2 separate regions of the Mus musculus genome follow, and region 2 is linked to region 1. Evidence: chromatin contacts called from ENCODE Hi-C or POLR2A ChIA-PET data. All regions are on one chromosome and are shown on one strand. Each heading gives the region's core, a stretch centred on a gene start or an enhancer-like site at or near the end of the contact. The rest is flanking DNA. Distances are from core to core; before and after follow the strand shown. Region 1 holds the start of Ap3m1 (adaptor-related protein complex 3, mu 1 subunit). Region 2 overlaps Adk (adenosine kinase).

Region 1 (6,822 bases), core at 1,268-3,767:
TCACCAAGTTTTGCTAAATGTTTCGTCTAAGATAAAATTCCCCAAGTTAAAAATCACTTCCTAGGCTGGAAGGATGGCTCAATGGTTAAGAGCAAACTGCTCTTTCAGAAGAGCTGATTGGGCTCCCAGCACCCACGTCAGATGGCTCATAACTGATTCTCTTCAACTCTAGATCCAGGGCATACAAAGCCCTCTTCTGGCATACATGTGACACACATTCACACAAACACACACACATACACATAAATAAAAATAAGAACTATTTTCCTAAAGATAACTGACAACTCACAAATTCCTAAATTCTTTTCCTAATATCTATAAATGCTTTTTACTAATTTATATGTTCTCCACTGACGAATTCTATACATTAAACTGTGCCTACAATTTATGCTGTTTTCTCTCACAGTTAAACAAAATTGGTAGAAATCTCTTAACTGCCAGGAAAATCATAGAGCAATTCAGCCGAAATGCATTATCATTCAGCAATCCTAACTAACAAAGGGAGGAACAGTCTACTCAAAGGTCTCTGCATAAAATTAAAGAATCCATACAGTCAAAATCTTTTAACTTCACCTGTGCAGAAAGCAATAGGTTAGCATTATGGAAAGTGAATTTTATTCCTCTAAATTATCTACAATTTTAAATAGACAGATATGTATATGGCTCTTCATTTTTGGTAAAATTGAGATAATTATAGAAATGGTCTTATCAGGTTGGTTTGGATTTGAGTTAAAATACGTAGAATGCAGAAACAGCACCTGGCATATACATATCTAAGTATTAATCATTACCATGGATCATTTTTAAAAATGCATACTCGAATAGAAGCATGTCTTGGATGTTGTGTAAACACACTAGAACCAAATAATAAACTTGAATCCTGATGCCCAGGGTTCGAATTTTCCTTTCTTAAATGTTTTCTTTGAGCTTCAATATCCTCACCTGTAAAATAAGGTTAATCCCTGCATTTCTTTCATGGAGGCTTCTTTATACCGTTACTTCAGATGGTAAGCACTGTTAAAATGGATCATCATAATATATAAAGTATCATTTTTATTAAAAGAAAATCTAAGGAGACAGTATGCGTTTATTCAGTGGGCGGGGCCAGAGGACAACAGAAGAACAGAATAGGTTCACTCCGTCCACCACGTGTGTCCTGGAGTCTGACTGAACTCAGGTCATCCGACTTGGCAGCAAATGCCCTTATCTGCTGAGCCATCTCACTGACCCAGATAATCTAAAATTTAAAATAAAACATCCTCAGTTTTTTGGTTGTTTTTTTTTTAATGTTTTACGTTTGTGGTATTAGACATGCACAATAACCTTCTAAGAATAATAGGCACTAAATAAACCCACTAAAAGGGACCTGCTCAGACCCATTCCACCAAGAACATGATTTGGGACCCCCCAACTTTCCTTTTCAGTTGTGAATCAATTCTCCTTTTGAACATGGAAAAAATATGTTGAAATAAATGGAATTTGCCTTGTATAATCAGTAACAGGCCCACGGTTTTAAATCAGTTTGATGCGTCTATTTTTAGGTAGCAAAATCACTGCCTTCCAATGAGCACTTCAAAGTCATCAGACACTGAGCGCGCTGGACTTTATACTTATTAGGAAGAAATTTTTTTTAAAAAAACGAACGGCTTTTTGTAAATGAAAGTTGCAACATCAATTGTGCGTCAGGTGTTGGGAGAGAGAGCTCTCCGCTCCTGCCAAATATGCAAAGGGGAAAAAAAGAAAAACAAACAAAAACTTTCCTAACCTAAGCCTGAGGTTGCTTGGGGGTCCCATGAAGGGGGTCTCCAAAGATGATTTCAGAAAGCTGACGGAAAACTCAAAACGCTCTTCTGCAACGCCTTCTGAAGAATTCCAAGAATGTTATCTTTTACCAGGGTCCAGGAGGCGCCGGGCGCCTTCCCGCTAAATACCCTAGGAAAGGATGCAGCTCCAGATAGGTCCTTTGGGGTCGCGCTAGCGCGGCCCGCGAAGACAAGCACGTGGCGCCAGAGGAAGGCTCGGCCCCCGGGCCAGCAGCTCTGATTGGTCAGTGGCTGCCAGGGCCGAGAATGCACCTGAGCAGAGTCCAGAACAAGAGGGCACTGAGGGGAACAGCAGCTACGCGGGCAACTCCCCGAGCTGCAGGTCCAGCGCGTTGGCCCCACGAACGCAGCCACCAACCAGCTGCGCCAGCCCACGTGGGCCTTGGCTCACTGCGAGTGCCATCTCCCTCCTCCCCCACGTAGGGCAGCTCTCACCTCAGCGCTTGTGGCGCTTCCACCTTGAGCTTTTTGGGCTTGGGCTCGTCCGCAGCTGCCATCTTCACACTCTCACCGTAGTTTGGCTCTGCCGCGCGTCCCGCCCCTCAGTCCGGTGGCCCCGCCCCTCAGCTCGTCACCGCCCCCTTTCCACTAAGCCCCGCCTCTCCAAGCTCCGCCCAATCCGTGACTCTAGTCCATAACCATTGGCTCTACGCGCTTCCCTACAGGACCTCGATTACTACGGTAAGGGACCCCAAACGGAGTTAGGCTGCGGGTGAGCGCCTGCGCTCAGGGAGTGCCAACCTCCCCGTTCCTTCAGCCCCTGAGTAATGTGGAAGAGTCAGATCTTCAACCTCTGTAGACACCGAGCCTCTCACTGAACGCCGTTCCGCTCGTTGTGTCTATCTAGTCCAGCCGACCTCCTTGGTGCCTCTGCGGCTGCTAGTCAGGCAATCTGCTGGGCACTCCGAGCGCGGGGTCCTCGCGGCATTCTCTGCTGCTTCAGCTGCGGTGCAGAGAGGACCCGGCACCGAATCACTGAGTCGCCCAGGTGTCGGGGTGAGTGTGAGGGCGGGGAGTCTCCGGGCTGGAGACCTCTCCAAAGCCGGGGAGTAGACCGCATAGCTCCGGCTCGGGACTCTAGCCTGGGCTCCAGGAGCGTCCCCGCTGCTGTGCACCGGGGCCGCGCCTGCCCGGCACGTCCGGGCTTTCTAGCCAGCTGGGCCGGAAGGGAGCGGTGCACCTGCCACGTAGGGTTCTCGGACCCTGGACCCCAGGCACGGGAAATGTCATCTATAGTGAGGTGCAGTACCGACGACTTGAATTTGTAGGACCCCAGGTTTGGCCTTGGAGGGCAAGTCCCCTGAAGAAGCTAAGAACGCTCTCTTTATAGGGTGGCGCCTGCGTGAGCTGGCCTGGGATGGGGAAACAGTGAGTAGGGTGTTGCAGCTTCTCAGGAGACAGGTGACAGGGCTGTAAACTAAGAAGGTGGCCTGGAGAATGGAAACATAATGAGGGGTGGGCTGATTGGATGCAGTGGATTTGTTTGATATTGAAGCTTTAACTTCCTAGTTGAGAAGTTGAGTCACTGTAAAAATCCGGCGTTCTCGCGGGGAAAGAATTTTTTTTTTTTTTTTTTGGTGGCATTTGGGATTTTGACTTGAAAACACATTACACAGAAGAAAAGGAATTTTCTGCAGGCAAATATATAAATCCTTCCTCTGTATTGAAAGAAGAAAACGTGCCCCCCTTTTGAGAGAGTCCCACTGCTATTATCGTCTGTTTCTCAGTGTCTTCCTGGTTTTTAAACATTTTTTTTTTACATTTATTTGTTTGTTGTATGTGTGTTGCATGCCACAATATACATGTAGAATTCAGAGACCAACTTCTGGGCCACAATTCTCTCCTTCCACCATGAGGGTCTTAGTGCTCAAACTCAGGTCCTTAGGCTTGCTAGCAGACACCTTTTTTGATGAGCCATCTCAGTCTCCTTATCTTTGTTTTACCTACTTGCTGCTTTTAGCTAAGAACCACACTGCTATGCCGTTGCCAACATCCTACTGAGTTATCACTAAAATTACTTTAACCAACATCACCCATCACATCAAATATGACAATCATATATTCTCGGTATAGATTTAAAAAAAAAAGTCTTGGAGCTGGAGAGATGGCTTGTCAGTTAAGAGCACTAGATGCACTTTTGATGAACCAGGTTCAATTCCTGGCCCTCACACAGTGGCTGACAACTGTCTGTAACTCCAGTCCCACGGGGATCCTACTCCCCCTACTGGCCTTCTTGGGCACTGCACACTCAGTGTACAGATACATATGCAGACAGAGCACCCATACAAATACAATAAAAACTTAAAGAAAAAAAACAAAACTACTTGCGAATCAGAAAAGTTAACCCCCTTTTAATGCATAAGACATAGATATATTTTAAGTAGGCATGTGTTTTGGGGTTTTTTTTTTTTTTCTAATTTGTGTGGGAGATGCTGCAGAGAACCCAAGTTCAGGTCTTAACAACCAATAACTCCAGGGAATCTGATGTACTTTTCTGGCCTCTGCAAGTACCTGCACTCACATGACATATACAAACAGAAATACATACAAAATTAAAGTTTAAAAAACTTGGGTTGTGAGCTGCCTGAGATGGGTGCTAGGAACTGAACTCTGGTCCTCGGCCGAAGCAGTAGATGGTTTTAATCCCACCCCCTGTATCTCCAGCTTTAAGGGATCCACTGTCCGCTCCTGGTCCTCATGGACCTGCATTTACATGCACAAACCCACACTCAAATACACATAATACACATCTAAATTATTGAAAAAAAAAGTCTTATCAAACAGTCTGTAGGGAACAGTATGATTTGCTGAGGGTAAAAGACTGGAAATGTTAGATCATTGGTGGCCAGCAGTCATGGCATATGCCTTTAATCCCAGCACTTGGGTGGTAGAGGCAAGCAGACTCTTGTGTTAGAGGCCAGCCTGGTCTACAGAGTGAATTCCAGGACAGCCGAGGTTACACAGAGAAACCCTATCTTGAGAATAAAAAGGAAAATTTTAAAAAGGAAAATTGTAAAACATTTTTTGATATTTATTTTTATTACTTGTTTATTATTTGGGGTTTATTTTTATTATTTGCATTATTGTATGTGTTTGTATGTGGGTATGTGCACATGAGTGCCATGCCCATAGAAACAAAAGGCAATAGATCCCCTGGAGCTGGAGTTATGATCTGCCTGACATAGGTGCTAAGATTGAATCTGAGTGCTTTGTTTGTTGAGTTAGGGGTTCAGTTTTGTTTTGTTGTTGTTGTTGTTGGGGGTATGTTTTGTTTGGTATTTTGTTGTTGTTGTTGTTGGTTTTTCAAGACAAGATTTCTGTGTGTAACCACCCTGGCTGTCCTGGAATTCCCTTTGTAGACCAGGCTGGGCTGGAACTCACAGATGTCCCCCTGCCTCTTCCCTTGAAGAGCAAGGTATTTGGCACCAAGCCCAGCATAATCTGGGTCTTCCGTAGGAGCATGTACATGCTCTTAATCACTGAGTCATCTCCAATCTGAGAAAACCACTTCTACTCATCCTTTTAAATCTTCACAGCTTCACTTCTGTGTGGCATTCCCCTAGAAATGCATAAATATGCTTCAGATACTAAAATTCTCCAATACACTTCAGATACTAAAACCCTTCCCCATTTTTAAAATTCTGCTTCAGCTCCATCTTAGGCTTTTTTTTTTTTTTTTCCTTTTTTAGTTCCGCTTCCTTGCTATTCAAATACTGGCTTTTTCTTTCATATATGTTCCTTGCTATGTTCATAATTTATTTGGATATAACTCCTTATAATACCCATTAACAACATATCAGTCTCTTTGAAGGACTAGACTCAATCAAATACAGTGATTGAATGTACTCAGTTGAGTCAAATATATTAGGAATTGGGTCAAATTATGTATGACCAGGACTAACTATTTCAGCTGTCTTCTTATTTCTGTACAACATACCCAGACTTAAATACATTTTTTCTTAAAGCTTGTCCAAATCTCATTGTATATTTTACTCCATTCTCTTGTTAACCTTCTAGTACAGGCTCCTACTAGGGCAGTGCCTGAGAAGGCCAGAAGAGGGCACTGGACCCCCTTGGACTAGAGTTAAAGACAGTTGTAAGGGTGTCAAGCCTTGTCCTCTAACCTGCCAAGCATCCATCTCTCCAGCTCTGATCCATCACTCATCTCTTAACTGGTGTCACATAATTTGGTGACTTCTTATCCAATTTCCATAGTATAATTAGTATAATCTCTCCAGAAATGTAAATCAGATTTGCATATTTTCTCTCAAAATAAAAAATTAAATAAAATGTGGGAAATTAGTTCACTGAGAACAATAAACAAGGCAAGCCTTGCCCCATGACCAGTGGCTGTTTTCATATTCTTACCTTTTTTCCAGCATTTCTTCAACCTTAAGAGTTGCACATTTTGTTTTGGATTTCTTTCATGTATTCTCTTTGTACGTGTAACCCTTGAAGATTCCAATAGTTCACTCTATTTATCCTATCATATGAGTTGCTTCTTACTATATTTGTATTTGCAACTGACGAAAAGTATAGAAATTTTCAGTTTAGCATATCCCCAAATGCCTAATATATAAATATAGAACAGTTTGTTGAATAGGGGAAAATGGTTAAGATTCTGGTTGAGAATCAGAGGAACTAAATTCTTCTCGTTTCATATTTGTGTATGTGTACATGCATATGTGGGGGGGGGGCGGTGCATGCAACTTCAGGGATCCCCATGTGTGTGTGGATCAGAGGTTTAAGTTGGGTGACTTTGTGGTTCTCCACCTTGTTTCCTGAGGCAGTCTCACTGAACCTGGGCCTCACTGACTGGCTAGAATAGCTAGCCTGAAAGCCTGTCTCCACTCTACAGTCCCCAACCCCTTATTCCACTGTTAGAGTTACAGAAAGGAACCACCCACCACCTCCTGTTTTGATATGGCAGTGGGGATCCAAATTCAGGTTCTCGTGCTTAAATGGCAGGCTCTTTACTGACCTAAACATCTTTCCATCC
Region 2 (6,894 bases), core at 408-2,907, 33 kb before region 1:
AGGCAGGAGGAGAGGGCCACTAAGCAGCATCGCTTCAGAGCCATGCTTGGGTTCCCCAGCGGCCTGCCCTGCCTGTGTTCTTGTGCTGCCTTCCTTTGACAATGGACTGGGATCTGGGCTGTACACAGAAATAAACCCTATCCTCTCCGAGTTGCTTTTACAGTTTTATCACAGGAATAGAGATCCCTCTCTGCCTCTCCCCAGTTTCATAGTGATTCTGAGAAGAAACAACCCTCACAGACTGAAGCCAGATGCCAGGCAGCCCCTGAGAGGTGAGAAATGTGCTGGTACACTATCAAAGCTCTATTTCGGAGAACTGCAATCATTTCAGCTAACTGACAGGTCCTTCAGAAGCTCAAGCCTTCCCGTGTTTGAGCTGATCCTGAGCTTGCCCTGTGCTCAGAGTTTCCCAAAGAGCATCTCAAATACAACCAGCTGCAACTGTTTAACATTCCAGCTGCTTGAAGCAGTTGGAACAAACAAGTTAACCAAAAACATAAAAGGGAAAGTGTAAGGAAAAAACATCCACAGAGGGAACCTCCAGAATGTTCCTAAAATTGCAGTGGCCAAGCTTAAGGAAGACAAGGGAAGGCCCGAAGCACCCATATCTGCCTGGGCAGAAGACCGCACAAGCACAAACGACAGCTTTACTGCTGTAAGCTCTGGCTGCGTGTTTAGGATGTGCCTCGACAGGCACAGTATCTCTAAGCAGACTGGGAAACAGTAGCAAGTATAACAGGAATGTGAAAAACTGGATCCTCAGACATTGTTGGAAATGTAAAATGATGCAGCCACATTGGTAAACAGGGATGAAGTTTCTAAAGAAGGAAGAAGAGACAGAGAAGGAAGGAGACAGAAAAATGGGGGCTTTTACCTCAAAGGAACAAAAAACATGGTTTGTTCTGAAGCCAAATGTGAGTGATTATACCCAGAAATAGTTTACCAAATGCCATGTTCCAATAATGTAACAGTTTAATAAAGTTTTATAGTAACACAAGAAAATCATAAATCAAGACCCTTTCTGAATACATTGGTAGAAATATTAGAAAAGCTGGGAAATCAAACTATGGACTTCAGATGTTATCTGCAGGGGTCTGTCTGTACATTCCAAAAGATTTACCTAACGGTCACAAAGATATTAGGTCACACGGAGAGGAAGGTAATAAATGGTTATTAAGTGTGTTAAAGATAGCCCAAGATAATTTGGCTTGGCAACATTCCATCATTTCCACATCATTAAAGTTCTAATGAGTCAGTCAGCCTTTGTTGTCAGCTTCTATCCAGGAATTTTTGTTCACAAAATAACATAAAATTATCCTATGAAGCTGCATCCTTCCCTAAGAGAAACAAACATATGGCAACACAAAACTTACACATGGGTGCTCACAGTACTACTATTCACAACAGCCAGACTGAAAATAACCCATAGAGCTGGCTTAACAAAATAACCTACACATCAAAACGTATTCAACCATGAGAAGAAATGAGATACTGATAAGCTGATATGACATGGATGAACTTTAAAAACATTTTACTCGGGGGCTGGAGAGATGGCTCAGCAGCTAAAAGCACTGACTGCTCTTCTGAAGTTCAAATCCCAGCAACCACATGGTGGCTCACAACCAACTGTGATGAGATCTGGCGCCCTGCCCTCTTCTGGTGTGTCTGAAGACAGCTACAGTGTACTTATGTATAATAATAAATAAATCTTTTTTAAAAATTACATGATTGTGCTCATGACACAACAGAATAAAAATTCACAGAGGTGTCAGGCTGTGGCAGCACACACATTTAATCCCAGGCTTCAGGAGACAGAGGCAGGGTGATCTCCGAGTTCGAGGCCACCCTGGTCTACAGAGCTAGTACCAGGACAGTCAGTGCTACACAAAGAAGCTCTGTCCTGAAAACAAGACAAAAACAAAAATTTTTTAAAAATAATAATTCAGAGGCAAAAAAGTAGATTTTACAGTTTCCAAAGGATGGTTGGTACTATACAATAGGTAGAAAATGAGTGACCGCTAACAGCTATAATGTTTCATTTTTAAACTGATAAAAATGTTTCAAAACTATTCTGCAGTGATAGCTGTTGGACTCTAAGTATAAACTGATCTGTCTGCTTTAAAATTAGTTTATACTATATGACTCATATCTTTAAAATTAATTCAAACAAATGGACATAATTGGTGTTTACAAAATGCTAAATTCAACAACTGGAGCATGAGGTTTCCACTCAAAATATTATTGACTGAGCTGGGGAGAGGAACTCGTAGGTGAAGTGCTTCCATGCTACACAAGCAGGAGGACCCGAGTTCTCAGAACCAAAAGGGCTGGCAAGATGGATGGCTCAGCTGGTTAAGGCCCTCGCTTCTAAGCCTGATGACCTAAGTTCAAATCCAGAATCCCTATGGTTAGAGGACAGAACCAATTGCCACATTCTAACCATGGCACACGTGTTTACAGACAGACAGACACACACTAGTACATAGGCTGTAAGCAGAGGAGGGAAACCACATACAAGCTGGGTGTTGTGGCCCACCTCTGGATTCCTCCCTACACTGGGAGTCGGAGACATGAGGGTCCTAGGGCTTGGGGACCAGTCTAGTCAAAACAAGCTGCAGGTTCAGTGAGGGGCCCTGTTTCACACATGCACTGTCTCAAACAAATGAGACGATGAGAGAGACAGAAGGGTGGGGACAGAGAGAGGGAGACTGAAAATAATGAGGGGGCTGTGAGATGGGTCAGAAGTTAGGAGTACATAATTCCAGAGGACCTAAGTTCGATTCCCAGCACCCAAATAGCAGCTGACAACCATCTGTAATTCCACTTCAAAGGGATCTGACACCCTTTTCTGGCCTCAAGCACACACTCTGTCTACAGACATACATGCAAGCAAAACATAAATACAGAAAAGATAAAACTTTAACAGAAATTAAATTCTTTAAAGTTTGTTGAAAAATAACAGAAAATAAAAAATTAACTAGAAAGTTCTCAAATATTAAGACTTAAAAGGCAGAGACAGGAAGATAACTCCAAGTTTAAAACTAGTCTACATAGAAAGCTTTATTAGGTCAGTAGAGATTACTCTGTCTGAGACTCTGTCTCAGAAACCATACATAGGAGTTGACACTGGAGACACAACTCAGTGAGAGATAGTCCTGGAGGGCCCAAGGTTTGATTCCTTATATCATAAGAAAAATAGGGGGGAGGGGGGTGCCATGTCATGTCAGATGTGGCAACACAGGCCCATAATCTCACCTAGGAAACTAAAGCAGTAGAATAGCAAGTTCAAGGCTTGTATGGGCTACAGAGTGAGTTCGTGGCCAACATGGGAAACTTAGTGACACTTTATCTCAAAATAAAAAAGACTGGGATATAGTTCAGTGATAAAGCACTTGTCTACTACCATGCACATGGCTCAAAGTTCAATCCCCAATACAGCAAGAAAAGAGAGAAAGAGAGAGAGGGGGGGAGGGAGGGAGGAAGGAAGGAATGAACGAACGAACGAACTGATATAATGAGCAGAAAAATCAGTATAAATTGTACAGTTATTTGAATGAATACAGTATATCAAAGTTTTTTATGATACAAAAGAAAAAAACCGAGGAAGTCAGCTGCTGAGTGGCAGATCTGAGGCCCCTACTTCACACACTTTCCCAGGGTGACCAGCCACTTGGACCACTTCCTTCATGAAAAGGACACACTTAGTCCTTATTGAGATAGATATTTACTCTCTCTATGGATTTGCTTTTCTTTCATCTAATGCTTCTCCAAAGCCTACCTACCATCCATGGACTTACAGAATGCCTTCCCCACAGTCGTGGTATTTCACACATTGCTTCTGACCTAGGAACTCACATTTTAGCCAGAGAAGTGTGACAATGCACCCGTACTCATGGAATCCATTGGTTTGGCCATGTTCCGTCCATCCTGAAGCATCTGACCAGACAGAACGGTGGAATGGCTGATGACACAGTTACAGTGCAATTGGGTAACAGCACCCTGGAAGGATGGTGCAGGATTCTCCATAAGGCAGTATATACTTTGAATCAATGTCCAGTATACAGTATGGTTTCCTCGCACAGCCAGGACTCACAGGGCCAGTTATCAAGGGGTAAGAAGTGAACGATTCCATTTACTAGGGCCCCTAATGGCTCACTAGCAACCTTAAATTCTGGCGGCCTAGAAATTTTGGTTCCAGAATGGGAATTGATTCTCACTAAACACACACACACACACACACACACACACACACAAAACATTCCATGTAACTGGAAGCTCAGACTTCTGGCCACTTTGGGCTTCTGATGCCCTTAAGCCAAAAGGCAAAAAAAAGGAAAAACAGTGTCAGGAGGGGGCGACTGATCCAGATTACAAAGGGAAAACAGGATTGCTGCTCCACAATGAGATAAGGAGTGGACAGCAGGAGATCCTTTAGGGTGTATGTCACTTGGCACTACAGTGTCTGTCTAGGCAGGATGACAAAGCACACAGACCCTTCAGGAATGAAGGTATGGGTCACTCCTCCAGGAAAAGAACCAAGACCTGCTGAGTGCTTTCAGAGGGTGGAGAAAATACAGAATGGTTAGTAAAGGAATGAAGTTATAAATACCAACTAAGGTCATGTGACCAGCTGCAGAACCATGGAATGTAAGTGACATGAATATGTCCATCCTAAGAATGTACCTGCATATGTATGTAGACACACGTTACGCAATATTTATATTTTATTTCTTTATAATGTAATGTAACATCAATTGAGATATTAGTGGTTATCACATTTATGGTATTCCTCAAAGAATATTGCCACCAGTTCTAAAATATATAATGCATTTTCAGTTGTTTGTAGAACTGTTATATCATGCTAGGTAGAAATATAACCAGGCTATTGTTTTCATTTGAAAATGAAGCATTATATAATGAGATGTGGTTGTTTGTCAAGTTGACAAGAGGGTGGACTTGGTTGTCAACTATATCTGGAGTCACCTAAAACCTTAGTATCTGAGCACACCTATAAAGATTTTCTTGATTGGCTATAAACCTGAACCACACCTTCAGGTGCCAGTCCTCCTAAAAGGACATGAAAGAAGGACTCTTTGCCTGTTTGCCCTCACTTTCCCCGGCAAGTTCACCCATCGTACTCCTGAGGATTCCTTCCCTGGTATTTGTGCCTACTTCAAGAGTCCAACAGAGACCAAAGAGCAGCTGAGACTCCCAGCCTTGTATACTGAATTAGCAGACTCTAGGGCTGGCTTTCCATAGGCTTGGATGCTATTGTTGGACTATCCACACAGACCACAACCTGAAAGCAAGCCTGTCACAGTAAATCCTCTTGAATTTTCAATCATCGGTTTTATTCCCTAGAGAGCCCTGACTTATACACTGCCACATTTACACAAAGACAGAACAGTGTCCTCAACTAAGGAATAGAGAAAGGTGGTAGAACACTGTCAAACTGTGCAGGACAAAAAGGAAGACAGGAGAAAAACAGGATGTTCATGGGAGTTTTGTTCATCATAGCCAAAAATTGTAAAGTACACAAAGAGCAGCACAGTAACACTGTAGCTACCTACAAATGATGGGACAGTACTCGGGAACGGAAAGGATAAGCTACTGACACACCAAAACGGATGAACCTCAAAATTGTCATGATAAACAAAACTCGAGTAGCCCTTAGTGTACAAGACTCTTTATACGAAGTTACAAAATAGGCAAATTAGTTACTGTTAATAGAAGAACGAAAGCAGCTGCCTGGGTGGTGAGGGGAACAGGATTAATTGAAAAGGAGCTGAAAGAGAACTTCTCAAAAACTGTCCTGTATCTAAGGCTGAGTGCTGTTTGTGCAAGTAACTATACTGTCAACATTCAGCTACAAGGGAATGTAGCCCAATGGTGTAGCATATGTGATAAAAGAGGTTCAGTCTCCAGCAATGAGAAAAAATGTTAAATGCAGGCTCTATGATTTTACAGCATATATACTGTTGGCATAAAAAATATAAACTAACAGGGGTAATGTGTGGCCTTTAGCTATATAACCCTTACATTTGTATACTAATTCTTATCTTTGTTGCACATTCTAGAATATTTCATCTCTGACCAGCATTATCTGCTTTTTTAATCTTCCTATTGGGAAACTCTTTTCAACATTCTAACTTGTTGAAATTTCAATCCCTAGCTCCCAAAATCTTCATTCCAGAGTGTATTCCTGACTTCTCTATTAGTTCCCTGCTCTCCTCACAGTAAAACAGTTTTAAAAAGAAGTAAAGGCAGCCGGGTGTGGTGGCGCACGCCTTTGATCCCAGCACTCGGGAGGCAGAGGCAGGCGGATTTCTGAGTTCGAGGCCAGCCTGGTCTACAGAGTGAGTTCCAGGACAGCCAGGGCTACAGATAAACCCTGTAAAGGCTCCACTAAACAGCCAGTTCCTCTGTGCTATAGAAAAGTGTTTTTATATATTTATTATTTGTTCTGTGTGTGTGTGTGTGTGTGTGTGTGTGTGTGTGCGCGCACGTGCGTGCACACATGTGCTACTTGGTGGGTGTCAGAGGACAATGTGCAGGAATAGGCTCTCTCCTTTTTAAATTTTCACAAAGTACCAATAATAGGGGAGGCATTATTATTTATTATTATCTTTGTTGAGCAAACTAGTAAAGAATTCCTAGGGGGAAAAAAAATCAGCAAGATTACATAACCTCCCAAAAATCAGACAGCAAATAAATGATTCTAAACTTCATATAATGTGCTTTTTTGTTCAATATAACACACTGAGACACTCAGGACTCTTTTAATATAAAAATGTTTGGTCAAAGAGAAGCATCCAGATATAGACAAAATAGGGGTACAGTCATTATCTATGGCTTTATTTCAAATAACATTTCAACAACTAAAACTCCTATGAC

The links. Hi-C counts contacts between places; a loop is a spot of excess contacts on that map. ChIA-PET counts read pairs that join two places held with the same protein, here RNA polymerase II (POLR2A).
Region 2: a map of left cerebral cortex shows a loop between it and region 1 (1.9-fold over the local background). The contact joins the enhancer-like site here to the promoter of Ap3m1 in region 1. A Hi-C loop is called at or near these places in 9 of 37 maps with a recorded cell type or tissue (gastrocnemius, heart and left cerebral cortex). POLR2A ChIA-PET finds 5 or more read pairs at or near these places in 5 of 5 experiments (Patski and embryonic stem cell).

The regions. Positions count from the first base shown.
Region 1 is chr14:21,048,137-21,054,958 of GRCm38, reverse strand. It overlaps Ap3m1 (adaptor-related protein complex 3, mu 1 subunit), which reads left to right and starts at 2,517. Exons shown (of 9, transcript NM_018829.4): 1 at 2,517-2,819. It overlaps Adk (adenosine kinase), which reads right to left and starts at 2,385. Exons shown (of 11, transcript NM_134079.4): 1 at 2,259-2,385. The coding sequence starts at 2,320.
Region 2 is chr14:21,080,625-21,087,518 of GRCm38, reverse strand. The region is part of intron 1 of Adk (adenosine kinase); the gene reads right to left. Among named protein-coding and RNA genes, the nearest start is that of Adk, 31 kb to the right of the region's middle. Within about 2 kb of position 1,657, at least 1 of the 3 ENCODE cell types and tissues checked has a DNase peak (open chromatin) inside an H3K27ac peak, as active enhancers do; it is gastrocnemius, where a contact is called at or near this core.